Linked DNA regions of Homo sapiens: all the other regions are linked to region 1. A link is a loop called in an ENCODE intact Hi-C map of the cell type or tissue named here. Cell type or tissue: CD4-positive, alpha-beta T cell. All regions are shown on one strand. Links, peaks and the distances in the headings refer to the core of each region. The heading gives the core; the rest is flanking DNA.

Region 1 (9,896 bases), core at 1,282-9,281:
CAGGAAATTCATGAATTGATTGTGTGATTAAAACTTAACTATTTAAGAATAAAAAGACAGATTTTCTAGTCAATTAAATGTAATAGAATCCAGTTCCAATCAGTTTACTCAATACAGACTGACAGTCTACTCTGAGGCAGACTCTGGGGGAGGCCAGCCCTGGGCTGAGAGGAGGAAATGGAGGGGTCAGGTGCTGGGAGGAAGAGAAGCACTTCTGAGCCTCCTGGCTGGGTCTGTCACACTGCTGGCTTGAGTCTCGCCTTCCCCAGCAACACCTGGAAGCCACCACCATAAGATGAGAAGCCAGAATGCCCAACCCACATGAGAAAATCGAGGTGCTCCTTGCTGAGGTAACTGGCCCAGGATGGGAGACTATCTTTTCCCTCCATCTACAGAAACAGCTGTACCACCTGCCAAGATGGGGTGGGCAAAAGAGATGGTGGGAGTCTCTCAGTTCTCCACAAAATAAAAAGGGCAATGCAGTAAAGTGTGAGGTGCAATCCAAGCTTCACGCAGTGCCTGGCCCAGCAGCCAGAGAGCAGGAGGGCACCACAGGCTGGGCCCAGGAGCCAGGCACTCTGAAGACACCAATATATTTTGTACTAAACTTGAGCGCACCAGCCCTAACTCTGAGGTGCCTGGGGGCAAGCATCTGTTCCTCACTGCAGTTGTCTGGAGACAATGACAAACCCCTCATGCTTCTATCCCTCAACACCCCCTCCAGATGCTCCCCCAGCACCACACAAGATCACACTGGTCCAGCCTTTCTGGAATGCTCTCATCATTTCTACATTTCTTGTCCAAGAATTCCACCTCAGGGAAACTCTCCAAAAGTCAAAGGTGGATCACTGGAAATATTCACCTTAGTATGATAAAATATTCACCTTATTTAGGATAGGCAAAAGATGGAGACAATCTAGCTGCCTAACAATAGAGGAATGGCTAAATAAAACAGCAGGCAAGGTGTTACATAATAAAATATATGAAGCACTTTTATCAGCATGGAAAATGTTTTCTCTGTAATACTGAACCAATAATCAAGGTATAAAAATGTATTTAAAATACAGTCTTAACTATAGTTAAGGGGGAGGTTTTTTTTCCCAGTTTCTTTATACTCCACAAAAATGTCTAAAGTAATCACACATTGCTTTCATACATGAAGAAAAGGTTCAAAAAGAAATACCTAAACTAAAAGAGAAAGACCATCCCACCAGGTTGTAGCTCGGTGTTGTGCCTGGCTCCTGAGGCTGCAAAGACTCTTAGGAATTCCTCCCCGTGCAAACATCTTCCCGGAGAGCCTGCTGCAGAACAGGCCTTCTACAGGGCACCTGAGACCACTCTCTCCAACCTCACCACCACCTGACACCTGAGGAAACTGAGAGTCAGTAGCCTGCCCAAGGCCCCTCAGCTGGTAAATGGTGAAACTCAGACCCAAGCCCAGCAAGGCCTGACTGAAGTGGGAGCTCATTTGGCCACAGCAATGGCTGGGCCTGAGGCACAGAGGCTTGGGTCCAAATCTGGAGCAAAGTGAGGAAGCTGTCACAAAAGACAACTTGGATGTCCTCAGCAAGGCTCAACAGGGAGATCACTTCCCCCTTCCCCCTTCCCCAGGAACAAAAGCCTGGCTGGGTCTGCACAGACTGTATGGCACGGGGAGCAGTGACAGCTCTGGGCTCCAGGTCCACTCTGGGATGATGCATCCCACCTTCAGGCAGAGAGTAGGCCAGCGAGGGATGTTGGGGGCCTGCCCTGCCTGTGTGAAGAACAAGTGCACGGACTGGCCGTTATCTCTCTTTGTTATGAAGCTTCTTTCTAACCATGAAATAGAGGTCAAGGTACAGTCTGTCTGGGACGGAGAGGCAGCCTTGAGTTTGAGGTCTGGCAACAGCAACAGGAAGGTTACCCTGTGCTAAGGATGTTTTTCTCCTCTCTATTTTTCTATTTCTTCTTTTTCATTTTCCAAGTTTAGCCTTTAGTATTAGCATATTTAAAACTTTAAGGAAACATTCAGTGTCTCAATCTTAAACTCAAACAAATCACCTGGAATTAACTCCACCAAAAAGAATTGAGGGCCTGGTACAGCCAGACCATGCAAAGCCCTAGGCCTACAACTGTGCCCCACAGGCGGGCAGAGCAGCTGGTAGAAAGTGCACTCTTCTGTCGTGCAGGATGGAATGGGTTGGAAGTTGGCTATCAGAAAATAAAAGAGCAACTTTCCCCTCCTGGATCTCTCTCTCTCCTCCCTGGGATCTCTCAGGGAAAGCGCTTAGTAACTCCATGGAGTAAGGCATTCATTGAACCACCTGAAATCTGTATTTTCCATGGGACCTGGAATCCTCAAGTGCAAACAGTGTGCTGACACCCCAACACATGGAGGGCCAGGAAGTCCTGAAAGACAGCATGATGTGTTTCTCTTTCCCACAGAGAAGCCCCCCACTCCATGGCAGAGGAGAATAAATCCCTGAAGCTGACTGCTAGAAGCACAGAAATTCTTTGAAATACCAAGTTTTGGACTTTAAGATTCATGGAAACTTTGCATTCTATGTCATAATAGATTCATGTTTGTTTTAACATAAAAGTGAGGTTTGGAATTAACTGCCCTTGGGAAAACTGACACTGTAGAAAACTCAACTGCTGGCCCTTCGGCATTCAGCCCTGGGGCACATGATAGCATTCACCCCACTCCCAGCCCCAGACCAAAGAGTATGCAAGGTGAGGATGAATTCAGCTGAGGGACCCAGGCCGTGAGAGGTCCGTGTCCATGGCTACACGTGCCTCCTTCCCCAGAGCAGATGGAGGCCAGTGGGGAGCCCACCGCCCCTTCAACGGTCTGGTTTCTGCAGCAAGCCTCAGCTGAGGGAGCCCCTGCCACAGGGGGGGAGGCGCTCAGACTCAGAGATACACCTGTACCTTCTGATCCTGCATCCTCACTCTGCTGAAGGAACACCAGGCTGCTCCAACACAGGCTGACCCTACTGAGAGGATGGGCTGGCATTCAACATGGCAGCCGCCCAAGTGATTTTCCAGGGTCATGTTTACTCTCCATGATCTGCCCTGGGGGCTGGCTCCTTCAGGGGAGGAAGTGCTCCAGCTCTGGAACGAATCATGCTGGCTGGTTCTACTGCCTCCTGGCTGGCCAACTTTGGGCTCTTTACCCCAGTTCCCTTGTTAGTAAAAAGGGGATAATAACACCCGTGGGGCTATGGCGAGAAGTCAAGGCCAAGCACAGCACCTAACACTCAGGTAAGAGTAATTCGTGTTAGGATTGACAGAGTGAAATTAAAAGACTAGGGCTGGGAGGGCAGGGAAGCACTGCACCTGTGAAGTGAGGTATGCTGTTTCCAGCACTTCAAATAACAAAGGTCAGTTCCGGGCCAGAGCCGACAGAATGGCATGGGCTCCACCACAGCCCAAGGAGGATCCCTTCGTTCCACTGTGTCTGACCCTCAGGGAATCCGCCTGGAGAAAACGGCTCCAAGAACTTGGGTAACCAGATGGACTCAAAAGGAGGCTCGGCTTCTGCCAGCAGTTCCCATTTCCCATATGCAAGAGATCCCTCCAAAGGTACAAGCAAAGCTCAGGGCTGACAAGTGTTTTCCTGGTTATCTGGAGAGATTTAGCTAACTAAGTATGTGAACTACCCCTAAGTGCAGAAACCAGTATACACCACTTATGTGACAGCTCTTCCCAAAAGCTGTCATGCATTCAGAAGTCATTACCCTGAGGTTGGGGTGTCAATATTAAATATCTTAAAACTTTATCAGTTGTAGCTAAGGTTAATGGAAATACTTTAAACATGTTAAGCAAATACTCTGAATGGGAAAATGCCAGGAAATACTCTGCCCCGGGGTGGGGTAGAAAAGCAGCCCCCACCAATCTGCAGAGTCAGAGGGTACTTCCTAACAAAGTGACAGCTGGATGTCAGTCAAGCAAAGAAAGACCAGAGGACCAGCAGGGGCAAAGGTGGGGACGGGGTGGCAGCAAGGTCCAAACCACCCCTGTGCTTCGGGCTGCAGACCCCAGCTCTCCCACAGCTCTCACTGCCCCTGTGGCACCTCCTGCTCTGGATCCAAAGCCTTAAAGGGCCCAGGGAAGGTGACCAACCATTAAGGGCCACTCTGAGTCTCTGCCCCATCAGCTCAGCCGCTACTCTCATGTCTGAACGGCTCACAATCTCACATGTTCTGGCAATGCATTAACGGATGGGACTTTGGGCTAAGGTGGGCCCATTCAGGCCACGGATGCCACAGGAAGCTGATGAGTGGCCTTTAGTGTCTTTAGGTTCTCAAGGCCCAAGAGTAAAGCCTCGAAACCCCACCAGGCTGTCAGCCTTGCTTCCTTTGGGAGCAACACTTTCCCTGGAGGGAGTTGGTGACAATTGTGATGACCGTGATGATGATGTCGGCAGCAGTAATGACAGCAACTAACATTGACTGAGCACTTGCCCCATGTGGGCACCACACTGAGGGGCTCCCAGGTAGGGACACGGTCCCTCCACAAGCTGCAGGGCAAGTAGGCGCAGGCATGCTGGCTTCAGTCACTTGCCTGCCATCACCCAGCCAGCAGGTGGCAGAGCTGGGATTTGAACCTGGACGGGCCGTCATGGCAACAGCCCCAGGAGAGACAAATGCAAGCTCCTTCCTTGACACATGTGCCCCAAGCTGGGCACTGGGGATTCTCAATTCATGGGGAAACTGCTCCTGCTATAGAGGGGTACCAGCCTGGGGAAAGGCAAAGTAGCCCTAGAGTACCAGGATGGAAACTCAGTGAGGGGACAGAGAGGAGCGGTGCTGCTGTGTGAACGAGCACTGCTGCTCCCCCACGCTGGCCCTCACTCACTGCTTCTCCCCTCACTGCCAATCTGGACATCTTCAGCTCCCAGCTCACTGCCTCGGGAGGCTCCCCAGTCTCCTCTAAACCCCTGCTGTCTTCTCACAGAGGCTGCTCCTCAGGTCAGCCTCACCACTTGTGGTGACAGGGCCCACTGTTGTTTAAAGTCTGTCTTCCACATGGCACTGGACATTCCATCGGGGCAAGGATGGGCCACCAGTGCAGACCCAGCAGGCAGCCCAGTGCTGGCACCTTATCTTACTGAATGGAATACATGCTCCTGGGAAGGCCCTTCCTGGGTGGAAGGTGGATGAGGGGCACAGTAGGCAGGGGAAAGCCAGTGCAGGGACAGGCGGGCGCCCATAGTGAAAGGCTAGGAGTGCCGTGGCCTGGGCAGGCAGCAGGGGCCCCTCCAGCCTGTCAGGACAGTGTCCTAGCTAGCAGGATGCACCCCATGTGGTCTGCCCAGAGACTGTCCTGGGGGAGTGAAGCCTGGGACAGAGGCCTGAACAGGAAGGGAGAGGGACAGGTCATAAAATCCTTGCCTGGGTCCTTCCCCCTCTCCACCCACTGTGGCTGCCCCCTGAGGGCCAGCTCATGGAGGCAGAACTTGGCAGCAGCTGGGGCAGCTCTTCTTCCCTCTCAGAAAATGTAAGCCTGGCACATGAGAGCAATTATAAATCTGAAAACACACAAGCAGAAAGCCAGTTCCAAGCCAGCTCTGACAGGGCCCTGGCTCAGCTCCTTGCCCCAGCCCATCCCGGGAGCACAGCACTCTCCCCCAGAGCTTCCCACCTGTCTCCCACCTTGGCCTGCCTGACCCTGCCTCTCCCAGTCTCTCTGAAGCTCCACTGCCTCTCAGCAGCCTTCCAAGGCTGCCTGGCACCCCCAGGGCCTCCCACACATATTTGTGCCATCCCTGCCTTTGTCGCCACCTCCACTCAGGTCATCAGCACTGGGCAGTGTTCTATAAGCTCACATGGATTAACCTACTCAATCCTCACAGCAAGCCTAAGAGGTAGGTCCCGTTATGTCCTGCATTGTACAGGTGACCAAACTGGGGCCCAGAGTTTGGGTGACTAGCCAGAGGCCACTAGTCCAGCAGTGACGGAGTGGGGCATGAGCCCAGGAAGCTCCCGTCCAGGAGTCTGCAAACCTCCTATCTTCCTCATAGGGCCAAGCCAGTTCTAACACTTATACACTGGTGGAGTGGCTACCGCCTTGCTTGTTTGTCCTACAGGGACCTCCTCGAGAGAATGGTCACTCTAATTCATCTTTGCATCTGCCACACCCAGAAGGGGGCCTGGTACGCTGCCAGTGCTAACAACAGTTCAGTAAATGAGCAATTGATGGCAAGCAACCTTTTCTCCTCATAACACAGTGGTTAGGAAGGCAGGTTTTCAAGTCAGACTTCTTGGGTTCAAATCCTTCATATTAGCTACGTGACCCCAGGCCAGGGATGTCACCTCTCTAAGTTCCCTTAAATGGAAAATGTACCTAACTAATTGGGCATTTGTGAGGTTACATTGAGATAATCCACGTGAAATGATTAGCATGGTATCTTTAAAAATTAGAAGTTGTTCAATATAAATTAGCGATTAAAACTACTACTGCTACTATTTTATCATCAATAAAATGGAGATGAGCATCCCAACTTCATTTGGATTATGGTGACAATGAAAGTAAAAGAGATAAGCTGTGTGCTGCACTGGCATCAAGAAAAGACTCAGAGGAGTGGCGCTCTGCCCCAGTGCCCTTGAAGCCTACAAGCCAGGGGGCAACAAGCTCTCCTGGAGAAGGTGACAGTAAGCAGTTTAGGCTTTGGAGGCCACACAACCTCTGTTGCAACTACTTGACTCTGCCATTGCAGTGCTTTATTTATCAAAACAGGTGGCAGGCTGCAGTGCGCTGACTCCTGCTGTGCACCGAGGCAGGACACTGTAAACAGTGTCCTATGAACAGGAACACTGACCTGCCCCTATTGAAGCCAGACACCCAGCCAATCAGCAGGGCCAAACCTGTGCTGCCAGCAGCAGGTGCTGTACACACGCCAGGGGCCAGCGGCAGAACTGAGCGTGTCTGCAGAGCAGGCCTGCAAGAGGGGCTACTCCCTTGGCAGCCATTTCCTGAGCACCTATTATGTTCTGGGCACACAGGACAGAATGAGACACCATCCCTGCAGTCGAGAGGATGGCAGCACAGTGCAGGGACAGCCACATAAACAGAACATGGTGTGGCATTCAGATCGTCTCCTCCTCTGTGACCTGGACGTAAGAATAGTGCCCACAGCTTGTAAGGCAGAGAGAGGAGTGCATGGAAACCCCTGGTTGGTCACTGGTGTGCTTATTATTCTGACCTGTCTCCTAGGAGGCAGAAGGCGATGGGCAATCCACTTGAGATGACTTTCAGAAGCTTAAGGGCATACGCTTTGTGCAAAGTCTGTTGAGGGTAGAACCTGTAACACACAGGCCAACGTGAGTCATGTTATATCGCAAATAAAAATCGGCCCATGAATATACATAATCCCCCAGGTAATTCTCTCAATCTCAGAACGGTAATGGAGCCACCCTCGCTCACTGAGGCATGAATATTTACCATCCTCTGGCTTTACTGCTCTCGATCTGGCTTCAATTTTGCAAATTAAAATGAGGGCTGTGTGGATAGAGAGATTACAGGAGAGCCTCTGAAGCCTGCTGTCCCCTGGTGAGGCAGCAGGCAGGGTAAGCTGGCTCCCGCCCGCTGGCCTGCTACTTCTGCCTTGAGGGTCAGGAGCCACAGAAAATGGGACAAGGGGTTGGAGGGGGGTCAGGACCTCAGAAAAACACAGTGGGGAAAGGAATGGCACTTAACATGAAACATGTTCCAGGTGGGACAGGTGTGAAAATCCCCAGGCTTTCTCTTTCTGATGGTTGAGAAGAATTCCCGAGGAGCCAAAAGGGCAGAAACTTCATGTGTTGCACCCTGTCTGAACCTAGATTCAGACCCTGTCCAGGACTTGAACACCGGCAAGTCATTTCTCCTCTCTGGGCCTCTGAGTCTTCATGGTACAATGGGGTAAAAACCGCCTTACTCCTGCAGGTGATGTGAGGATAAGGAGCTGCTGTACACGCAGGTGCCTGGCCCAAGTGCTCCCTCGGTGGCGAAGCCAGGCATCAACCGCTGCTCGTCTACACATCTGCCATCTGTTACCTGTTAGTACACGGCCACTCAGGAAGAGGAGTGGGATACTGTCTGTGACACTCCAGGCAAGACCAGAATGGCTTGCCATGGGCAGCCATGCTGGCAAATAGGTGACACTGACTTTGTTACAAAGGGAGCTGCTTGCAACCAGGGCCACCAGGGACAGCAGTCCGCAGTCTCGCTGGACTTACAAATGGCTGTGGAGAGGTTAGGGAGGGGCCCGCCATTTCTAACTGGGTCTCTGCCATTAATTAGGAGAGAGAACCAAGGGTCCTGTACCTTCTGCTGTCCTGGGTGAAGGGTGCAGGGAGAAGAGCATCATGTGCTGGAGCAGGAACGGGTGGGACAGGGAGCTAATGGCTGCTGCCTGCTGGCAGCTGGCAGACCAGGACATCTGTCCCCACTGCACAACCTGGCTCTCTGGAAACCAAAAGCCAGAGATGGAAAACAGTCACTCAGTCCACCTCAGTTAAAAAACCAGCTGGAACACAGTCTATGAGAAAGTTGTCCCAGCAAAACTTTGCAAAGGACAGCACTTGCCACTAGTCGAGCAACAACTATGTTCCGGGCATTGGCTGAACCCTTTCTAACCCCCCTTGCCTCACAGCAGTCCATCACGGGAGGGCGCCATGCAAGCTTCATGCAGTCTCACCACCAGCAAGTGCTGGGCCAGGGCAGGCTGACGGCCTGGCTCTCCCCACTGTGCCAGATGGGCTCCTGTCCACAGAGCCTGTTGTATGCCCTGTACTATGCCATGTCTAGAGAAACAGGGGACCAGGCACAACTCCATCCTGCCTCTGCCTGGAGTGCACAGTCACCTAACAACCAGTTCCCATGGCCCACATGGCAAGGGCTGCCCCAGTGTGGCAAGGAGGGTGGGGGAGCCCTGAGAAAGGAACCATGGTTACCACCTGGCAGGGAACTGGGAGGAAACCTCAGAGAGGAGGGGACATCTGTGCCAGGCCTGTGGATGGACGGAGCAGCTGGAGCAGAAGGCTGAAGGGGGCAAAGGCCCTGAGGCCTGCAGAGGGCCCAACTGGTCAGCAGCCGGCGAGAGAATGGTACGTGAGCACAAATGGCTGCAGCTGAGGCAGGAGCCAGGCAGTGCAAAGCCCGAGGGTCAGGCCAAGGAGCTGGAACTCTCCTCTGCCGGCAGATGAATACCGTGAGATGCCACACAGGGGTGAGGAGTGATGAAGTACAAAGGTCAGAACGACTCCAGTGGTAGCCCGGGTGGAAAGAGGACTGATGGGGAAAAAGACTCTGGGCACAGAGCAAATCGGAGCAAACTGTAATGACAGGAAGAGGACGCCAGCCCCAGAGGGGCCCTTGTGCTGATCCCTGAGCATGTCCACAGTTCTCACAGTGTGCCTGGCATGCAGCAGCACCAAGCACACGCTGAGGGTAGGAAAGGCCAGAGTGAGCGTCTGAGCTCCAGCAGCGGGGCGGAGAACAGGCCAGGCTTACAAGTCTGGGGACGCACTGCATGTGAGCACACCGTGTGTATGAAGGAAGAAAACCCACGGGTTCTCCTGGCCTGGCAGCAGACAGCCACAGACCTCCTGGGAATGCTGGCTGTCGTCCCCCAGCCAGCAGCACGCACTGCTTCTGCGGGGCCCTTGCTGCCCTATTGAGGCCTGGTACCAAAGGGTTACTGGCTCTGCTTGGAAAACTCTAACCCCCAGCCTGCCAGAACGTCTTCTATTTTTCTTTCTGCTTTCTTTAAGACCCCAGATGTGCTCTTGCACATCAAAAGAGAGCAACTTATAAAGTTAAACTAAATCAAGGGCTTTTGTTCTGAGGCATCGTGGCTGAACTAATTATTCCTGTATGTTGTTTAATGAAATAGTGGTGCCATATATTAAACCAGTTAACAGGATGAGCAC
Region 2 (9,896 bases), core at 821-8,820, 94 kb after region 1:
TTAAAATGTACAGTTTCTGTTCTCTCCCGCCTCAGTCCCCTTCCCCCCATTTTAACCATTTTAGGATTTCCTCTAGCACTGAAGAGAAAATAGGATTGTGGAAAATGTTCAGTTCTCAAGTGTCACTACCACTCAGGGCAAGCTCGATTTTAATGTGAACTTCCCATTCCGGGTAAGAGGAAATTCTTCAATTAATAAACCGGGTGTGCGGAGGCCAGTCTTTAAGGTTTAATCAATTTCATCTGTACTTAGGATAAAAAGACTGACTATTCTACTTTTTTCCCCTCGTTTTCCTTCTTTAAAAAAATAATAAAATGAATGTTTTATTTTAAATTCTTTGAGGTTCGTATCTCCTGTTTCAGGAAATATTGTCTATTTCATGCAGTGAGTATGAAAACTTCCCCCCACCCCCTGCCCAACTTTTTTACTTTTCCTCCGAATCTTTATTCAAAAATAACTAAATTATCCTTTGCCCTCATATACTATAACAGCTTGGGAGATGATACGAGTTATACAGGATTTTGGCAGACACCTTGAGGGGCTTGGGGGTGGGGGTGGGAACAGAGAGACAAATCACCAAATATGGATACAAGAATTTTTGGACAAAACAGTAAGAGGTAGACACAGGAATGTGAATTACAAAGAAAACCCTAAGCACACTTCACCATCAGCGACGCCTGAAATCCAAACACAAACCTCACCCAGGGAAGAGCCCCTGCCCTGTGTGTCCTCGTGTCTCTCCCAGTTCTCTCAGCTGGGGGAGTCGGGGGAGATACGACAGGATGGCTTGGAATCTCAGAATTAAGCCAGGGAGCCTTCCCAGCAGTGCTGAATAAACACTCAGACTTGCCAACCAACCAGGAACAACAGGCCCTAACAGGGCACCGAGAACCCCTGACTCTTTTGTTACATGACATGGACACTGAGTCCACCTTGGATCCTGGGGCAGGGTTGGGAATCAGGCCCCACAGGAAAGGGCTCAGGGCACAATCCCTGGGGAGGGCCAGCCTGAGTTGGAGCCCCTGCTCCACATACCAGCAGTATGATCTTTCACAAAATGCCTGGGCTTTCCAGGCCTGTTTCTTCATCTATCATATGGAGATGAAACCATTACTAACCTTTTAGAAAGGTATGTGATGTGCCTAGCAGACTGCTTAGAACAAAGAAGGTACCTGATCCATGAGACGGGAGAGCCAGAGTTACAAAGATCTGTGCAATTCAGTGTCATCTCAGCTCTTCCCACAAGGTGCCTTAGGGAAAAGGCTATTTTTTAAAGTCAATATTTTTCACAAAAATTCTGTAACTCTGGGGTCCTGTCAATGTGATTTCCATTGTGAAAATGAGTGGAAAGCCTCATCATTCATAACAATGGCTACCAATTATCAAGGTCTCGATTGGGCTGGCCACAGTGCCAAGCAACAACCCATCCAGGTATGAGAAATCTGAGGCTTGGAAAGTTAGACACAGAGCCCAGTCCACAATGAGGGCTCACTAAAATGAGTGAGGGGGAGGAGGCGAGGGAAGACAGGAGAGAGGGGATGGAGGGGAGGAGAGGAGTAGGGGGACAGTGCAGTCCTATAGCTAGAATGTGGTGGAGCCAGGAGCCAATGCTGGCTCTGCCTGATCTGAGGCAACATAAATTAGTTCCACCGGCCACCTACCTGAAGGTCACCAAAGAGGATTTCTCTTGGAGAGCACCCAGTGATCTCCAAGGGAAACTGTGAAGGAAACTTCCTGGAGTCCTCCATCTCTAGATTTCAGGGCATGCCTACTGATGCATGGGCCACCTTGAGAGTGAGGGCAAGGTGTGTGGGGAGACAGACAGACTTTGAGGGAACATTCTGGATTCTACTTCAACTTTCCCAATCTGCATGCTAAGCGAGACCTGTCTAAAGGCCCTTACCTATTTGAGCCTCAGTCTCTCCTACCTGTAAAATGGGGATCATATACTATAAACAGAGCAGTGTGAGGCTCATGGATACTTGCTAACCAACCTCACTTGGGTCTGGAAGACAGCAGGTGCTTCATCATGAAAGTGATCATTATGAGTGCTCTTGAGCCTGAGTTCCCATTCTCCCTAACAAATGCTATCATTCACAAAGGCCTGTCCTAAAGTAAAGAAAGTGGAGAGCAGTTGTCCCAAATATAAAAGCCTCCAGTGGCCAAGTACAGTGGCTCACACCTGTAATCTCAGCAATTTGGGAGGCTGAGGAGGGAGGATGGCTTGAGGCCAAGAGTTTGAGACCAGTCTGGGCAACATAGTGAGACCTCCAACTTTATAAACAAATTTAAAAAACAAAAATTAGCCAGGTGCAGTGGCACATGCCTGTAGTCCTGGCTACTCTGAAGGTTGAAGGAGAGGATGGCTTCAGCCCAGGAGTTCAAGGTTGCAGTGAGCTATGATCGTGCCACTGTATTCCAGCCTGGGCCACAGAGCACGATCTTGTCTCGAAAGAAAATAAAGAAAAGGAAGGAAGGGAGGGAGGGAGGGAGAGAAAGAATGAATGAATGAAAAAACGAAAGAATGACAGAAAGCGGGCGAGAAAGAAAAGGAAAGGAAAGAAAGGAAAAGAAAAAAGAAAAGAAAAGAAAAAGAGAGATAAAGAAAGAAAAAATAAAAGAAAGAGAATGAAAGGAAAAGGAAAGGAAAAGGAAAGGAAAGGAAACCCTCCAGGGCTGGTGGGCACCTCACATGAGCAACATGGGCTAGGCATAAGTCAAGGTGTGAGACCAAAGGGAACAGAAACTCCCGCACCCCATTTGGAGGGGACCGTTTCTCCTCAGCTCCAGTACACCATGGCCAGACAGGAATGTAGGCCTCAAGTTGCCAGATCCTCTGATTTTTTAAGAGATGCCAAAAATCTGGAATATTATATGAAATTCGCCAATGTTTAAATGTTGACAACCAATTGAAAAAAATGTTTAAACAGCATGGCCCAAACAAAACATGTCCATGGGCCAAGACTGGCCTGTAGCTCCCTAGTGTGAGAACTCTGGAGTTTTCGCTAGAAAGGAAAGTTCGAAGAAACAGAATAAACATCTAGCCTTTTAGGCCTGTAACTATTGGAGTCAGAAAAGCACTCAGGAATCAGTCCGCTATGCCTGGGGTAGGGCAGATTTGACAGCCCACTCCTTCTTTCTCCCATGAGACATGTTTTGCCCATGGTGGGGGTGGGGAAGGTGGATGCCAGGAGGGTCATCCTGGAGGAAAGGACAATGGGCTCTCTGGGGTCCAAATGAGAGCAGACGAATCTCACTCAGCCCTTGCCCCTCCAGTGGGGCCACGTGGGGAGAGCACTTCGCTCTCTAGCCTTGGCTTCTTCCAAAGCTGATGAAAAGGCCGTGCAGAGGCTGCCAAACACTCGCTCCCCAACACTCTGGACCGAGGCCCCACACCTAGTATCATAGCCACAGTATACATATGCTGTGTAAAAACAGGGCCTACTTCATAGACTGTTAGGAGGACTGAAGGAGTTAATGCATGTGAAAGCTCCAAACAGTCTCTGACATTATTTTCTCTCTAGTGGGGATTTTCCCTAGAATTTCAAACATAGGTTTTCATACTGAGTCTCAATATAGCCCCAGGAGGTAGAAAGCCCAGGAATAACCTAAGACAATTATTTCCCTGGATCATGAAGCAGGAAAACCTCAGAGACACCAGGCTGGAATTTCCTCTGGGACAGAAGTTATTCTTACCAAGCCCTTTCCACAAGAAATGAGCACTGTTTTTATAGGTGACATTTAATGTAGTGTTCACTATAACTAGGCTCCGTTCTAAGTGCATTGCATACATCAGCTCATTGAACTCAGTCCTAGGATACAGGTACTATTACCAACACCCCCATTTTGCAGATGATCACATCAAGGCACAGAGAGTTTGCATTGCCTGCTTGCCCAAGGCCAAATTGTCAGGTAAGTGCAAGGACAGGATCAGACCCCACTCAGGCCGCGGACCTGGTATCTAGTAGTGCTATGTTGCCCTCTGTGGAGAAGAGAGTGAGGGTCACAGGAGGTCAAGGTCAGAGACCGACTCCCCAACCCTGACCCTCCTCCCTGGGCAAGGAACAAGAAGGCCAGTGTGGTTGGGCCCCTACCTGCACCACCTGACAGCCTCACACCCACCACCCCCATCTCCTCATACTCCATGCTTCAGCTCCTCACTCAGCCATGCTCTCTATCACCCCAGGACCGTGGCCCATGCACATGTGCCTGGAGCATTCTTCCCACCTTGTCCTTTCTCTGGCAACCCAGCCTTCAAATTTTGGCTAGATGTCACCTCCCAGGTATTTTCCAGGCTCCCTCTCATCTGGAGGTGACAGCCCCTCCTCAGAGCCCCACAATCCCTGTTGCCCTAGGATAGTGCTGTTTGTGACTCCCAAGCTCCTCTGCAGCTTCACCCACTGGGACAGGGACCTGGGCCACCTTATCCCACAGAATCCCTTGCACATGGCAGCAGAGAATAGGTGCTCAACAAATATGTATGAAGTGAATGAAAAGCACTGAGAGGTCAGAGATGACCGGGCCTGTTCAATTACTTAGAACACCCCCTCCAGCAACAATTAATCAACTCTTCTCTAGTCCTCAGTGGTGGCATCCTAGTAACACTTAAAAAGGTTATGTATGCTTGTTTAGAAACAGAAAAAAGGGGAGAAAAGTTGAACAACTGAAGCGGCTGTGCCAAGAGAAAATCAAATGCTGTGAAGATCCAGTGGCCCAGGGCCAATAGAGAGAGGACTCAGGGGCTGCAAGGACTGCATCCACTTGGAGAAGACCCCAGTAATCTGAATGAGGGGAGGATGGGCCCTCAGATATCCGCTTTACAGATTAAGAGAGTAAGACTCAGAGAGGTCAAGGAACTCTCATCCAAGGCCCCACTGGCAGCAAAGGCAAGCACTGGGACTGAGCTCGGGCTCAATTCACCCCCGGACCCAGACTCCTCCTCCCCTATCATGGAAGCAGGGTCTGTCCTCACAAGGCCCCTGAGTTAATGCCGCTCTCACCAACTCTTACACTATGGGTTCCAAAAAACAACAGTTGTCTTAGACCCTTGTAGAAATGGGTCCCCAAGCCACAGAGAGCCCCTCCTCTGAAGCAAAGAAACCAAGGCAGGACATTCTTGACTAACCCTAAGCTGAAGGTGCTGGAAGGGCTTGGGCCAGTGCTCAGGGCCCTGACTCAAACCCATCAGGAGCTTCACCCCATGAAGTGTCCTGAGGGCACTGGGTCACAGAGCCTGCGAGAGTGGACCTAAGAAATTGTTTACTGGGAGAGCAGGAGACCAAAAAAAGAACGGAGTGGGGGGGTAGGGGGAGGAATCTGTCACAAAAAGTAAGTAAAATCAGCAGAATTCCTTCATGAAAAGGGTGGAATTAGCATATGGGCTCAGCTGCCAAGTGAGGCCATTGAAGCAAGCAATGTAAATGAATTCAAGATACAATTAGACATTTTTCTGGATGGAGACAGAGGGACTGAAGAAGGCATGGTAGGTCACATTTCAGAAGGAGCAGCAGGAACACACTGCACTGTGAAGCAGCCTGCAGAGTCCACCATGTCCTGCAAGCCCCAAGCAAGCAACCAGAGGGACAGGATGCAATGGCCCGAGAGGGGCCGGGGCAGGGGGGCCCCCTGGTGGAGGCGACAGGCAGGCCAGGCTGGTGTCCCAGGCAAGCATTCCCACCTTAGTGGGCTCTCCTTCCCCACTATTAATTTCTCAAGATGCCTGATACTGTACCTGCAAAACCAGCTACCCTCTGTGCACCACACAACCCTCTGTGCACCACCATATCTGGGCACAGAAATAAAAGTTTGCTTCTGTTACATTCTGTATGGCTGTCCCTAGGCTGGGTTCTGAACTTCAGAAATTAATCCAACCCAGTCCCTGCCCTCGAGAAGCTTCAGAGTCTTCTGGGGGAAACACACACACACATACAGACAACATCAACACAGTGAAGTATGTAAAAGTTAAATGAGAAGTTTCTGCTAAGCAAGCATAGAAGAGGGGAATTTAGCAACTGGAGGGAGGGAGCAGGCCGGAAAGCTAAGGGAAGGGGCCATTCAGGGCACAGGACACAGCAGGGGGCTACGGAAGCCCCAGCTGCCAGTGCTGCACGGAGGATGCTGAGCATGCACTTCCCCAGGATCTTTGGGGAGATGGCCAGATCACCTCGAGCTTTGTTAGAAAAGGACGGAATGACCAGAGGCACCAACCGCTGGCCCCTGGACCAGATATGACTCAATGGCAACAACTCAGTACAGCTGTTCCCAATCTTCTCAAGAGCACATGTGGCCCACCCAAGGAACAGAAAATGCTGGGTCCTTGTGAGGGACACAATTTATTAGGCCCTCTCTAACCCAATTGGTTCTGATGTCCTCCTTTATGTGGCTTACGGCATGGGCTGTCTAGCTTCGTCAAGCTCCTGGGCCTCTTCCTGAAACATTCATTTCCTTCAAGGTGAAATAAATGTTTACTCCCAGTCACTCTAAAAGGATCACAAGCATTTCCTTTGTGTTCTCAGCACACTTGCTGGCAACGAGTGTTTCCACAGCCCCTGAGCTCCTGCCCCGATTCTTATTGGGGCTCTGTTCTCCGGCATATCCTGAGAGTCAATCTCTTGCATCAATGAACTGAGTCTCTTCAACTGAAACTAGAAATAATTGGTAACACTCTGAGAAGACAATAAGACACATCTGCCTCTGTGCCCAGCACTTTGGTCTGTAAAGCAGCATGAAACCAGACCACCTGAGGAGTGACAGGACACTGAGCAAGTGCTTGGCAGTGTCCTTTCCTTCTCTCCAAAACCTGCAGGTGCTCAGAGCTGGTGTCCTCTCAGCTCCAATGCCCTGCCCCATAAAGCCTGGGTGCCTAACCATCCAGACCAGAGGAGAGAGGAAGGGGATGCAGAAGAGGTCTTGGGGCCAGGGGACAGTGCAGTAGAGATGGAGAGGTGGCTGGTGCTCTGTCCTCCTCCCTGGCAGATAAAGACAACATTATATTTGCATTTATAAACAGCTACTATGTGCCAGGCACGGTGCTGGGGATGCTTACATCTGCATTCACATTATCTTCACAACAACCCTGCAAAGTAAGCACTCTAATTCCATCTTCCAAAGGTGGAAACTCAGTCAGAGAGGTCAAGTCACAGGCTCAAAACACACAGCGAGTGCATGGCAGAGCTAAGATCCCAAAGGCTGTATAGTCTTCTATAACCTTCAGAACTCCCTGTAGCCATGTAGCTTCATTGTAGGGGGCCTTGGCACTGCCTGTGTACCAGAAGCACCTCCTTAAGAATAGACACAAAACCAAAAAAAGACACTGACCCAGGGCTGGGGCTGGACTTGCCTCACTGTGGCATCCAGCCCTGTCTTCCAGAAAAGAGCTCTTTACACCTCCTTAAGAATAGACACAAAACCAAAAAAAGACACTGACCTAGGGCTGGGGCTGGACTTGCCTCACTGTGGCATCCAGCCCTGTCTTCCAGAAAAGAGCTCTTCTGCACTGGTGGGAGGCTTCCTGGAGCAGTGCTCATCTTCCTGTCTGCTTCAGCCCCTACATCTTGGGCGAAACTTGAGGTTGAGGTTACATGCTTCGCCCTACTCGGGGTAACCATGCCTGGGCAGCCAGGTGTAGTACATAAAATATAAAGCTCACTAAGAGGGGTGTGGATTCAAATCCCAATACTAGGGTCTGACCTGAGGAAGCCAATCTACCTCTCTGAGCCTCGGGCTCCTCATCGACATGAAGGACTTGGGGATGTATATGTTCTTATATCCTTTTGTGGAGGGAGGAGGTAGGGAACCATATTTGAAGAACATTTTTCAAGAAAATTCTAAATATAGATAGGGTACTGGATACCAAAGAATAGTTATTATTAGCTGTGCTAATGACATTGATTTACGCAAGAAAATGTCTATATTTTTTAAAGATATATACATAAGTATTCAGGGGTAAAATGACTCAAGATCTCATAAATTTGTTTAAAAATACTTCAGCAAGAAAAGCAGGGGAGAGAGAGATGAAACAAGCACGGTGAAATCTTAGTAACTGTTCAGTCTGCCTGATGGGTACATGAATGTTTGTTCTCTTTGTCCTGAGTATGTTTGAAACCTTTCACTTTTCACATAAAACCTCCTTGAAGGCAGATCTAATAGGAACATGATAAATGTTAAGTGAGAACCTGGGGATAAGGATGCATGCATGAAAAGACCCAAGGGTGACCACAGGAACCATTTGAATACAGAATTAAGTCTGGAGAACTGTGACGTTTATTCTTCCATTAAAATGATGGGCCTCTTATACACCAATTGCATTTACTATCATTCTTGAAAGAAGAAATACATTCTATGAAAATTATTTCACTAACGCCAACTAAAAAAAATCCTGAAGCAGAACTACCAAAAACAGGAGGAGAGGTGTCACAGAGTGGTGCTTCATTTCTCAAGGTGATAGCTTGGGAAATCCAGGCTTAAGCAGGTTCATTGAAGATTTAAAAGTAACCCTTTGTAGAACCATTTTTAGCTCTAAGGTAAAAACAAAAAAACTGTAGACCTGCACAAATGAAAAGAGAATGAGAAACAGAAGATCACATAGAAAATAACAAAAAGAGCAGGAAAGAATAGAAAATGTTTTTTTTTTAAATGGAACATGATGACAAAAGACCAAATATATAATAATAAATGTAAAAGGGATAAGCCAACCTATTTAAACAATGAGGTTTTCAAAATACAAAATATCCCGTTTTTATATCTTTGATGTCATTTCAAATGATTTCTTCTTTTCCTGTTTTCTTCGCTTGTTTTCTGGTTTTCCTGCAGTGCTCACACAACATGCACGCACATGGGCACATGCTCATGGACATCCTATGACTGCTTTTTATGCACCAGGTGCTGGTCCAAGGCACTTTACGAAGACAATCATACAACATTTCTGTGTTGTTGTCACTAAATTTCCCATTTCATACATAAGGATACTGAAGCCCAGTGGTGTCAACGTTACTTAAAGGTACACTCTTTTGTAATTTTGTACATAAACTTTATAACACAATTGGAAATATGTATCACAAGTTGTATACCATAATTCAATAGTGACACAAACCACCTAAAGTCAATGGTCAGACTCCATAGCTTAAGGGTACAGTCCCCAGCAAGACTGCTTTCACTTCAGCTACCAGCTACCAGTTCAGGGGTCCCTAGGCCACCCACACTTCTGACCAGCTGGCTGCAAATCCAGGGGGTTCCCATGACCTCCTCAGGTTAGATAATTAACTAGAACAACTCACAGAATTCATGAAAGCACTATTCTTAGGATTACAGTTTTATTATAAGGGTAAGAATCAGGACCAGCCAAATGAAGAGACACATGGGGTGAAGCCTGGGAGGGCCCTAGATTCAGAGCTTTGGTGCCCTCTCCCTGTGCAGTCAGGGAAAATCACCCTCTGGGCATATCAATGTGTTTACCAATCAGGAAGCTCCCTGAACCTCAGTGTCCAGAGTTTTTACTGGGGTTTCATTACATAGGTATGACTGATTGAATTACTAGCCATGAGACTAAACTAAATTTCCAGCTCCCCAGAGGTCAGGAGGTCAGCCTGATATCATATGGCCCATAGGCCTAACCCTCTAATGACATGGTTGGTCTTTCAGGCATGACCAGTCCCCATCTTGAGTCATCTCCTTAGCATAAACTCAGCTGTGCCCCAAGGGCCCACCATGAGTAACAGAGACACAGTTATCACTCTGGAAATTCCAAGGGTTTTAGAAGCTCCAGGAACCTGGGACAAAGACCAGACAAATTCTTTATGATATATAATACAGCTAAAAAATGTTCATATATTCCTGTCCCTTCCTTCCTTTACAGAATATAAGGCCCCACCCATAAATCAAGCCATCTCATTTTTGGT
Region 3 (9,896 bases), core at 829-8,828, 150 kb after region 1:
CTAGCCACAGGGCCAGCACCTGGCACCTCCCTTAGAAAGCAACAGGAAACCTGAAGGAAAGACCAAAGACCACAAAAGAGGAAATAATTCCTAGCATTAGAGTATCTCCAGAGCATGAGATTTAATCCCAGGCTCAGGACCTGGGGTTGACTTGGAGAAAAGGGGGGGTTTGCAGCAGTACTAGTAAGAAGAGGAGGGGAAGGAGGAGCGGGGGGAGGCGTGGGAAGAGAAGGGAGGAGGAGTAGAGCAGAGGGGGAGGAGAGGGAGGAAGAGAAGGAGAGAAAAAGAGAGAATGCCGATGATGACATTAGACAGGAGAGAGGCCAGCTTTATCCTGCATCCTATTGAATAGCCAACTAAAACAATAAATCTATTTTTCCCTCTTCTTTGCCTTAAAAAAATTCAAGAATTTCATTTCCTTCTTTGAAACATAGCTCTTGCATAATTGCAATGCTCTTTCCTGCTGTCTGCAATGCTGAGGGAAGAGGACTTTTGACTGCCCCAAGGACTTCAGAAGTGGCTACATTCTGGTGCCAAGCCTGCAGTGCACTAACCCTACAGTAAGGCCTGCTTCCATTTACCAAGTGTCTACCTTGCACCCAGAATGATGCTAACTGTATCACAGTTACTGCTAACTCTAACAGCAAACCCGAAGGTAGGCATTATTCCCTTTCTCTCCTGTTTTAAACAGGTGAAGAAATGAAGGCTCAGAAAAGCTACACGTCCACAGTAATACAAAAAGCCAGCAGAAGGGCCAAGATTCCAATTTCAATCTTCCTGACTCCAGAGCCCAGGCCTGTTGTGCTGCAGCTTCTCCACTCTCTGGGAAGTTCTTTGAGGCAGTCTGAAACCTCCTCTGCGTTTTCCAGAGGCAACTATTAATTAGGCACAATAAGCAAAGCACCAAAGCTTACAGAGTGTTTGCAAACATAAAAAAACTTACTGGCTCCAAAATACAAAAAGAAAACTGCAAAAACTGAAATTACTCAAAGTTCAATTAAATGCCTACTACAATGCAAGAGAACGCCACCTAGTACACTGGGATTCAACTCTGATGTAGGTATTGTAAACTGTATTTTCTGTGTGATGGCAGCACAGTCTATTTGTGTTAGTCTGCTTTCCAGGCTGCAGCGCAGGCCTTAAACCAGCCCTGGGTTTCACTGGCCTTTTTCACCAAAGGGCATTCGTACCAGGCCATGGCAGTCAGAGAGCAGGATCTGTGGAAACAGAGGGGAGGGCCTCTGAGAGCAGCGGCCAGAGCAATGTTTCCTCCTCCAGGTGGCAGAAATAGCTTTTCTAGCCTTGTCATAGTGCCCAACCCTAAGAGATCGCCTTGCAGTTGGGTCCCCACCATTCCTCTCACTTATCTGTGCGAGAATGCGGATAGGGCTGGAAGAGAGCAGGCCATCCACGTGGCAGGCCAAGCCCCTGAAGCACTCTGCCACTGTACACACAAGGCCACACACAACCCCTCCCTGCTATCTTCACTTGGGGCACCATTCTCTCAGCAGTATTTCCTCCATTTTCAACTCTTCCCCAGTATTGGTAAATATTGATAATTACCTCCAAACGCAAAAGTGAAGAAGTTTGTGTTTTGAAATATGATCATAATTCAAACTGGAAGCTGACACTAATCATTTGATGTTCACTTGAAAAGACCAGATAGGCTGTGCAGGAACATTTCAGTAGGGGAACCGATAAGGAGAAGGGAAATAAAAATTATTGGTATTTACTCAGCCTGCAATGCTTGTGGAAGGAAACTCTTTTAAAAGGGGAGCACTTCAGAATGGTTATTCAATCTGAATTTTACAGATAGCACTGGAAATATTTTCTTGCAGAATGCACTCTATCTCCACCATCATATCTCTCCGGTGCGCCATTCACGTCGTTCATTGCAGGAATTCTCACTCAATTTTGCTCCATTATGAGCTGACGGTGACCCAGAGTATACAAGGCATTCAAGAATCTGACTGGAAATTACTACCACAAAACATCTGTCCCATTCCCCGCTTGCCAGCCCTGCCTTAGGGAGTGAAGATGGAAAACAACCCAGAATCCACACGCAGGAACAACTTTTCATTCCCCTCACAAACCAGGCTCCTTTGGAAACTGATGGTTCCAGCATTTTTTTAGAAACTATGTTCCCGGAAAAACATGGCATGGGCCTCTTTTGAAAGCCTTCAGCTCAAAACCCTTCTTTTCCTACCCAGACCCTTCTAATAAAAGCCAGGACAGGAGCTTCACGGGGAAGCAAACATGAAGGCCACCCAGGGTTCTCCCTACTTTGTGTGGTCAGATTCAAATTTTGCATTAAATGCCACTGATCAATTAAAAGACCACAGGGATGTCACACATACTAATACATTCCACAGCTTATGTGGCATCTATCTTATAGACATACTCCCTTTGGAAGATTTATGTTGCGATTACAAAAGAGTAAAAGAAGACATCTGATTTCATACAGGGCTAAGCCTCGGAACCCAGCTTTTCTCCTCGATTGCTATCAGAGGATCGAGGCGGCAGCATGGCACCTCCCATCTAGATTGCATTTCACTTTGCTGCAGATGCTCCAAGGGACCAAGCAATGGACATGCTCAATGAATCAAATAAATGAATAATCCAGAAAGAACTGGTTTGTCTGCAATCAAGAATCAGTGTCTGTGTCTCCATCCTCATGTCCAACAGTGCCCCACCACCTCCATATGCTTATAATTCGTCAGGGGTCAGAGAGATCATTGGCACAGTAACTGCTCCCAGCCAGTCACAGTGGTTCACACCTGTAATCCCAGCACTTTGGGCAGTCAAAGCAGGAGGATCACTTGAGCCCAGGAGTTTGAGACCAACCTGCGCAACACAGCAAGCGCTTGGCTCTACAAAAAATAAACAAACAAAACAATAACTGCTCCCTACTATGTGCCTGAAGCTTTATTTATGGACATCTTTGATGCAACCACCCTGTGAGATAATCATCTGCATTTGAGGTGCACAGACAGGCTCAGAGAGGCCAGGTGGCATTTCCGCTAGACCCAGGCCACCCCTATGCATGGGTTCCTTCGGCCTGACCATCACTATGTCCTTAATGTGCTGGGCCTTGCTACCACTGCTGTTTTCAGTTAAACTCTCTTGGGTGCTAAAGTTATGGAGGCACCTCAAATCAGAAGTTCCAGGTTTGAGGAAGAGAGAGCAGAAAGATATGAGATCCCAATTCTTGCATAGGCTGGAATCTGGTGGGACAGGAGTTGTAAACCAATGCCACTGTCCTTTGTTATCTGTGGGGGATTGATTTGAGGACCCCTGAAGGACCAAAATCTGAGGATGCTTAAGGCCCTGATATAAAATGACAGAGTATTTTCATATAACTTATGCATATCCTCCCATATATTTAAATCATCTCTAGATCACTTGTAACTAATAAAATAAAAATGCTATGTAAATAGTTGCTATACTTTATTGTGTTTTTAAACATATCATTTTTTTGTTGTTGAATTGTTATTTTTGTTGTTTTCATTTTTTTTTTTTTTAATATTTTCAATCTTCAATTGGTTGAATCCACAGATTTGGAGGGCCAGCTATGTCTTTCTGGCTTAAAAGTCTCTATAGAAAAACACCATGGAAGAACTTAAAAAGGCAAATCATTATACAAAAGCAGACATGGCCTATGGTTCAGATAGAACATTGTGCCTCTGGAAGGCAGGGAGATCTCCTTTTTTTCTCCTGGAAAGTCCTTGCTTTGGTTAATACTGTGAACTTGCAGAAAAACAAAACTGAGTATAGAAGGGTTGATGACTGAAGCCCACATCTTCAAATGCTTTAAAAGTTAAGTCAGATAATCTTTACACTGATATGAAAGGGGGAGAAAATACATTTGACCCCTTGCTTCAAACAAAAATCTTCCCATCTGGTTTTTAATTAGAAAGCAGTTGTTTTGCTTTTGCAACACTTTTTAACCTCTGCCATTGTAGGTACAAGCCTGCAAACCATATTTTCATTGATTAAAAAAAAATTAAAAATAAACCTTGAAAGAAACAATATTTTTCTTTTTAAGGAAAAAAGATAGCAAGCAGCAATTTTTCTGAAGGGATCAGACACTTAAAGGCATCTATGGGAAGCCATCATGGCTGTGGCCTACAGTTTATTTTGTCTTGAAAAAGTCAGAGGTCATTTTAACTATGCTGACCTGTGAAACTACACATTGATCATCCCGATCCAAGACTGTAAGCAAATACTGCCCTCTTGTGCACCAAATAGTTCGGAGTCGGCATGGAGATGATTTCCACCCCACCGCCCTGTGGACAGTTTGCGATTGTACAGCTGGGTCTCCAGGGCTGGGAGATGTGTCAGGAAGAGGAGGACACACATCTGTTACCAGAGTGCTTGCTAAAGTGTCCCCAGATTGCCTTATGAGATAGATTTCAAGATAAGAGGAAGAGGGAAAGATTCAGCTGAAGAAATCAGACCAAACATAACTGACTCTTATCTTTCCTAGAAAATATTCATTCCTCGAAAAGAAACTTTATTGGTTGCCATAACAAGTTTTCTTATTATGTACTTTTAAAAACTTTTAGAAACTATTAACGAACCTACAAAAATGACTAAGTAGTACCTCTTTTTATCTAGGAAATCTTTGCCAGGAAAAGAGATTCTATTTGATTCTAGAGGGAAAAAAAGCAGGGAGTTAGGGGGATGCCAGGTTGCTGTTTCTCAGACAAATCCTCAAAAGTTGGCAACATGCCCTTCTTTCTGAGATCCCCCAAGCTGGGGGTGTTGCTGAAAGTATTATTTCCTCTAACCTATGGGCAAGGTTCTGTCACCAGAAGACCAAACTGGTATCCCAAGAAAGCTTTTTTTTTTTTTAGACGTGGTCTCACTCTGCCACCCAGGCTGGAGTGCAGTCTCATGCCTCAGCCTCTCAAGTAGCTGGGATTACACACGCATGGCTAATTTTTGTAGTTTTAGTAGAGACGGGGTTTCGTCATGTTGGCTAGGCTGGTCTCGAACTCCTGCTTCAGGTGATCCACCCACCTCCGCCTCCCAAAGTGCTGGGATTACAGGCGTGAGCCACCGTGCCCAGCCTCAAGAAAGCTTTAAAGGATGTAAACTACTGTTCCCTTGTGAAAGAATTTGAGAAAATCAACAGCAGAAAAATATGCATGCAAGTCTGAGGCTAGGCCATGCCTGCTCAACAGGAACCTCGGGCCAGGCGGGGGAGGCGGGGCGGGGGGTGAGGAGCTGGTCTTCCCTACAGTGAGTGTCCAGTTCTGGTTCTGAGGTACAAAAATTATCCCAACATCTGCACCCACGCCTTCACACTTCCAGGCACAGATCAAGACTGACCAAGTCCCATGCCAAACTTGTTTCTGGAGGAAAAAGAAAAGGCAAAATATGCCGCCTGCCCCACCGCCATGCATTGCCTTCAGCCCAAGAGGCAGCCCCGCAGGAAAGGGGATGGAGGGAAGCATGAAGGGCCTGTGCTCTGTGAGGCTATGCAGGGAAAGGAGCACTGACCAGGAGTGAGACGAGGTCTAGGTGTCAGGGGAATTTTATTTACAATTCTATGATGTTAGATACTTAGTATCTCTGATGTCTAATTCTTGAGTTAGTGGTTCAGGAATGTGTCCTTAACCTCCATGTGGCATTCAAGTCATAAGCAGCCAGTGGGCCAATGTTTAATGACCAAACACAATCACAGAGTTGTGAAAAATGTCTAATTCACTTTCTGCCAGGATTGCCTGCCAACGCTGATTCCACATCAGCCCATCCCTCTACCATGGAAATAAGGGGTTACAGTACCAGAAATAAGACTAAGGATGGATAAAGGCCAATAGGATAGCCATAGTGAGACCAGGCATATCCAGAAGGCTGGCCTGCCTTCTTCTGTCTCACCGTGTCCTATTTCAGAATGATAGGATGTGCCACGCTTATCTTTCAGCAAAACTGGGACTTCCAGAGAGTCCAGATATATGCATCTGTCCAAATATACCTGCAACACCAGGTCTGCTGTGTGAAAACCAGCTGATACCCTCTCACTCGTAGCTAGCCCCAGGAGATGTCCAGCCTCAGGACCCTCATGTGTGCTACACCTTTGGTCTGGAACACCTCCCAACATTCCAGGGACGGGCTTTTGTGCCACAGTTTAGCTTCAGCTTTATTGCTTCAGAAAGGCCTTCCCTGGCCTCCAAACTAAAGTAGATGCCCCACATCCATTAGTCCCTATCTGGGCATCCTGTCTTGTCCTGCTTAGCACTTACATAATTTATAATTCCGCATGTTTTATTTACTTCTGTACCATCTGCCTCCCCAACTAGACAGGAAGCTACATGAAAGCAGAAGCCACTTCTGCTTTGTTGACCACTAGAAACTCAACCCCTGGCAAGCAGTAGTTGCTCGGAGTTTGTTGAATGAATTAATGTCATGATCCACCTTTCCTTCTATACCATCTGAGCTTAAGGAATAAGGTCGCCTAACCAAATCTTCAGGACACTAAGAATCCTGGGAAAATAAATCAAAGAAAGCCACGGAACAAGCCAGATGTTCAAACAACTCTCAACCTGTCGCAAAGAGTAAGTGACAGAACCAGCAAGGAGATGCCTGGGGAGGTACCAGAGGGCCTCCCCTCTTAGGGTCCAGTTTCAAACACTGCACACCCATGACAACAGCCTCGAAGCCCCAGGGGGCCTATGACTGTGACATTTCACATTTATGGGTGTCTTGGGCTTCCTGTGAAAAGACACAAGAAGAACTAAAGGGTGAAACTGGCTAGCTGATGGAGGTGAGTGACCTGGTCTACAGAGGGATACTCACTCAGAAAGGCTCAGGCCAGCACCAGGACAGCAGCAGAGCAAATCTCTACCCTCTTGCCTCAGGGAGCCTTCCTCTCTCTCCCCAGAAAGTTTTTTTTACCATGCAAGCACTTGGTAATGGTATATGGAGCCCCAGGTTCACCTCTGGCCTCCCAGGTTCTTAGCAACCTGGCACTCCAGGAATTTTACATTCAGGAGGAACTCTGGACCCAGAACTAGTGATCAGAGACAGTGACCTCTTTTTGTCATGTAGTCAACAAACCCTGGGCAAAGCTGTGGCCTCCCACTGGACAGCTGGCACATTCCTCTGCCTCTGGAGGGCCTCTTCTCCCTTCACCCTCACAGACTATTTGCAGAACAATTACTGGCATCAGCCACAGGCTTGCATTACGCTCATTTCCCCATCCCCAAGCTCTGGGGCAAGTTTAAAAGTGCTCGTCCTGTCTCAGAGTCAGGTCTGAATTAATACCCTTCCTCAAAAGAACTCCAGTAGCAAAGTGAAAACAGACGCCCTAGACAATGCTCTTTGAAAGCCCCAGCAGGGACGACTGGTGACAATGCAGCCCTGGCTCGAAAAGAAACCCCAAGGTTAAAGGTTCACAGAGGCAGAAGAATTACCAAAGTACAACTTTGTTCAAATTTCCTCCGGCAGATTTAAACAACCAGGGTCAAGCTGAAGATTGCCGGCAAAAACCTATGAGACAACTCAGCCCCTTTGAACTGCATGGAGAAAGGAAAATATACGATCTGGGAGGGATCTATGTTATAGCTTTTAAAAATGTTCTTGAAAGGGTCACCCCTGTTAACTCAAAATCAGAAGGATGTTTGAGAACTGCTTCTCTAAAACAACAGGGCCGCTGGGCCCTCACTGTGTGCGGTGAGCTGCACTGAGGTCGCCGTGTTCCCGGCATTAGTGTGCTGACCCTCTGTGGGCCACGAAATTAACCATCAGCATGGCAGAAATCTGCTATGAGTTAAACTACTTTGCTACGCAAAGTGGCCTGAAAATGAAATATGAGGATTGAATTTCCATTGAAAGATTAACTTGTCTAACCTCAAGGCAAGCTTCCTCCACTGTTGAACTCTATTTGGCCAGTTGTTTAAAGCACCATAAGAGCATGGGTAATTGGTGCAGGCAGTGGGAAATGACCTCTTCATTCATTCATTCATTCCGATATGCATGCACCAAATATTTACTCTGTACCAAGGCCTGTCCTGGGCCCTCGGACATACAGTTGAATGCTAACAGGCCCCTACCCTCAAAGAGATCAAGTCCAGTGGAAAACATAATCCAGTAAACAGAAAAGGCATAAGATGGGGAGAAAATGAGATCATAGGGGAATGTGTAGGATGTTACAGGCCCTCAAATGAGGGTGACCTAATCTAGCCTGAGGAGGGTGGACAATGACCCTTCCCAGAAAAGTGCACGTAGCCAGAATATGCAGCATGAGAGAGCACAGTCTGTCTGTCCACAGACCTGCATGTGGTTCATTCGGCCTGGAGTCCTGAGATCTCAACCCCTCAGGAGGGGCCTCGTCAGCCAGCTAAGACTTAGTTAAGCCTTTATGCCAGCAGAGAGCAAACAAAGACTTCTACACAGGGAAGTAGTTTTTAAACTCTCTTCTATCCCTATACCTTCTGCGGGGGGTTGGAATCAAGGAGACTATGTGAGGGAATGCTGTACTCATCCGGCCAGGAACTAGCAGAAGCCTGTCTTCAGGTCGCAGCTGTGGTGATGGGAAATGCAAAGACAGAGAGCAAGCAGGAGGGAGAAGGCGTGGTGATGGATCCAGAGGCAGGTGAAGGAGGAGGACACACTGAGGAGCAGTTCAAGGGCCGCACCTTGGGAGAGTGGAGGTGTCCTTCACTAGGAAGGTGAAGAAGCTGAGAGGGTGGAATCTAAGGGCCTGTGGTAGTCACCCCAGGCCAGGACATCTCAGGAAGATGACAGTTCTTATAACCAAATCACATGTAGGGGACAGCTCAAACCCAACTCTACAATAGGGACACAGAACCTAGTCATTCCTCAGTCCATCCAGCCCTGCGCTGTCAAATACAGCAGCCACTAGCCACCTGTGCCTATATAAATTTAAATTAATTAAAATTAAATAAAACTAAAATTTCAGTCTTTAGTTACACTAGCCACAGTGCAAGTGCTCCAACAGCCATGAGGCTCGTGGCTGCCATGTTGGACCGTGCCACTGTAGAACATTCCTATCATCACAGAAAGTTCTGCTGGAAAGTACTGATCAAGCCACTGCAGAGATTTTTTAAAACACTGTTTTTTCCAGCCAAAGTGTCTGTCAGCCCTCTCTGCAAGGGCTGGGTGCTGATGGGAAACACGGCTGTGCTGTAAGCACCTCAGGGCTCCCTTCCAGTCTTCCTGTGGTCTACTTGTCTGTGAGGTCAGACAGCAAGTGCCGAAGAAATGGAGTCCTTCTTATGTAAAGTCTTTCCTCTCTAGAGCGTAAGTTCTGAAGATCATCTCTGAATGTCCCCTGGATCATCTTTTTAGAAAATAGAGAATGCTGAGAACACAAACCCGAGGGCCTTTACTGTTCATGGCGAAAGATCCTGAAACTCACCTGGAAATGACCACAAACAGGGCCATTTTTTCCTCAAGTGCCACACCGTCATGTATCTGGGAAGACTGAGCTCTAGTGCCAATGTCAAATGACCAAGGACAAGCCACTGACCCTCTGGAGCTCTAAGCAACCCAAATAAATCTATGGTAAGGGATGTAGCCACCAGGCCAAGCAAGGCAAGTTCCTGCTGCCAGACAGGGCAATGCTAGCAAATTTCAAGCACTAATTTTGAAAGAAAAAAGTCAGGTTTATCTTTAAGCAGCACCTGTGCATGGCACCAAATAAATATCCTCAGGAAGTAGGTTAGAGACAAAGGAAATTATTTTAGTCTTCCTGAAGGCCTCAAGACAAGAGAGGAATCATCACAACACAAGAGATATGGAAAGAGGGAAAGTCAACTTCTCTCTCAACAGCAAAAGTTGTTTTTTCTCCTGCCAAGAGAGGATCACCCACATTAACTAAGTCCTCCCTACCCACCCAACAAAGGCCACTTCAAAGCAGCAGGAGCCTA

What was found. A loop is a pair of places that touch in the nucleus more often than their neighbours do. Peaks named below come from ENCODE experiments on the same cell type or tissue, not always from the same donor. Only the 100,000 strongest peaks of a DNase experiment are listed, where the experiment ranks them.
Region 2: a loop joins it to region 1, with 10 times the contacts of the local background. A loop is called at or near these places in 23 of 110 quality-filtered maps.
Region 3: it touches region 1 in a loop (2.8-fold over the local background); 52 of 110 quality-filtered maps call a loop at or near these places.

The regions. Positions count from the first base shown.
Region 1 is chr3:128,316,909-128,326,804 of GRCh38, reverse strand. The region is part of intron 4 of EEFSEC (eukaryotic elongation factor, selenocysteine-tRNA specific); the gene reads right to left. Among named protein-coding and RNA genes, the nearest start is that of DNAJB8-AS1, 140 kb to the left of the region's middle. RefSeq lists a silencer at 1,645-1,939. In CD4-positive, alpha-beta T cell, for the core only: CTCF peaks have their summits at 4,375 and 4,576 (motif pointing right); a DNase peak (open chromatin) is centred at 4,584; H3K27ac peaks cover 2,311 bases.
Region 2 is chr3:128,222,719-128,232,614 of GRCh38, reverse strand. All of the region lies in intron 1 of EEFSEC (eukaryotic elongation factor, selenocysteine-tRNA specific), which reads right to left. Among named protein-coding and RNA genes, the nearest start is that of EEFSEC, 74 kb to the right of the region's middle. RefSeq lists enhancers at 5,503-5,562, 5,373-5,873. In CD4-positive, alpha-beta T cell, for the core only: a CTCF peak has its summit at 5,643 (motif pointing left); a DNase peak (open chromatin) is centred at 5,604.
Region 3 is chr3:128,165,458-128,175,353 of GRCh38, reverse strand. The region is part of intron 1 of EEFSEC (eukaryotic elongation factor, selenocysteine-tRNA specific); the gene reads right to left. Among named protein-coding and RNA genes, the nearest start is that of EEFSEC, 17 kb to the right of the region's middle. RefSeq lists a silencer at 7,054-7,348. In CD4-positive, alpha-beta T cell, for the core only: a CTCF peak has its summit at 4,183 (motif pointing left); a DNase peak (open chromatin) is centred at 4,283.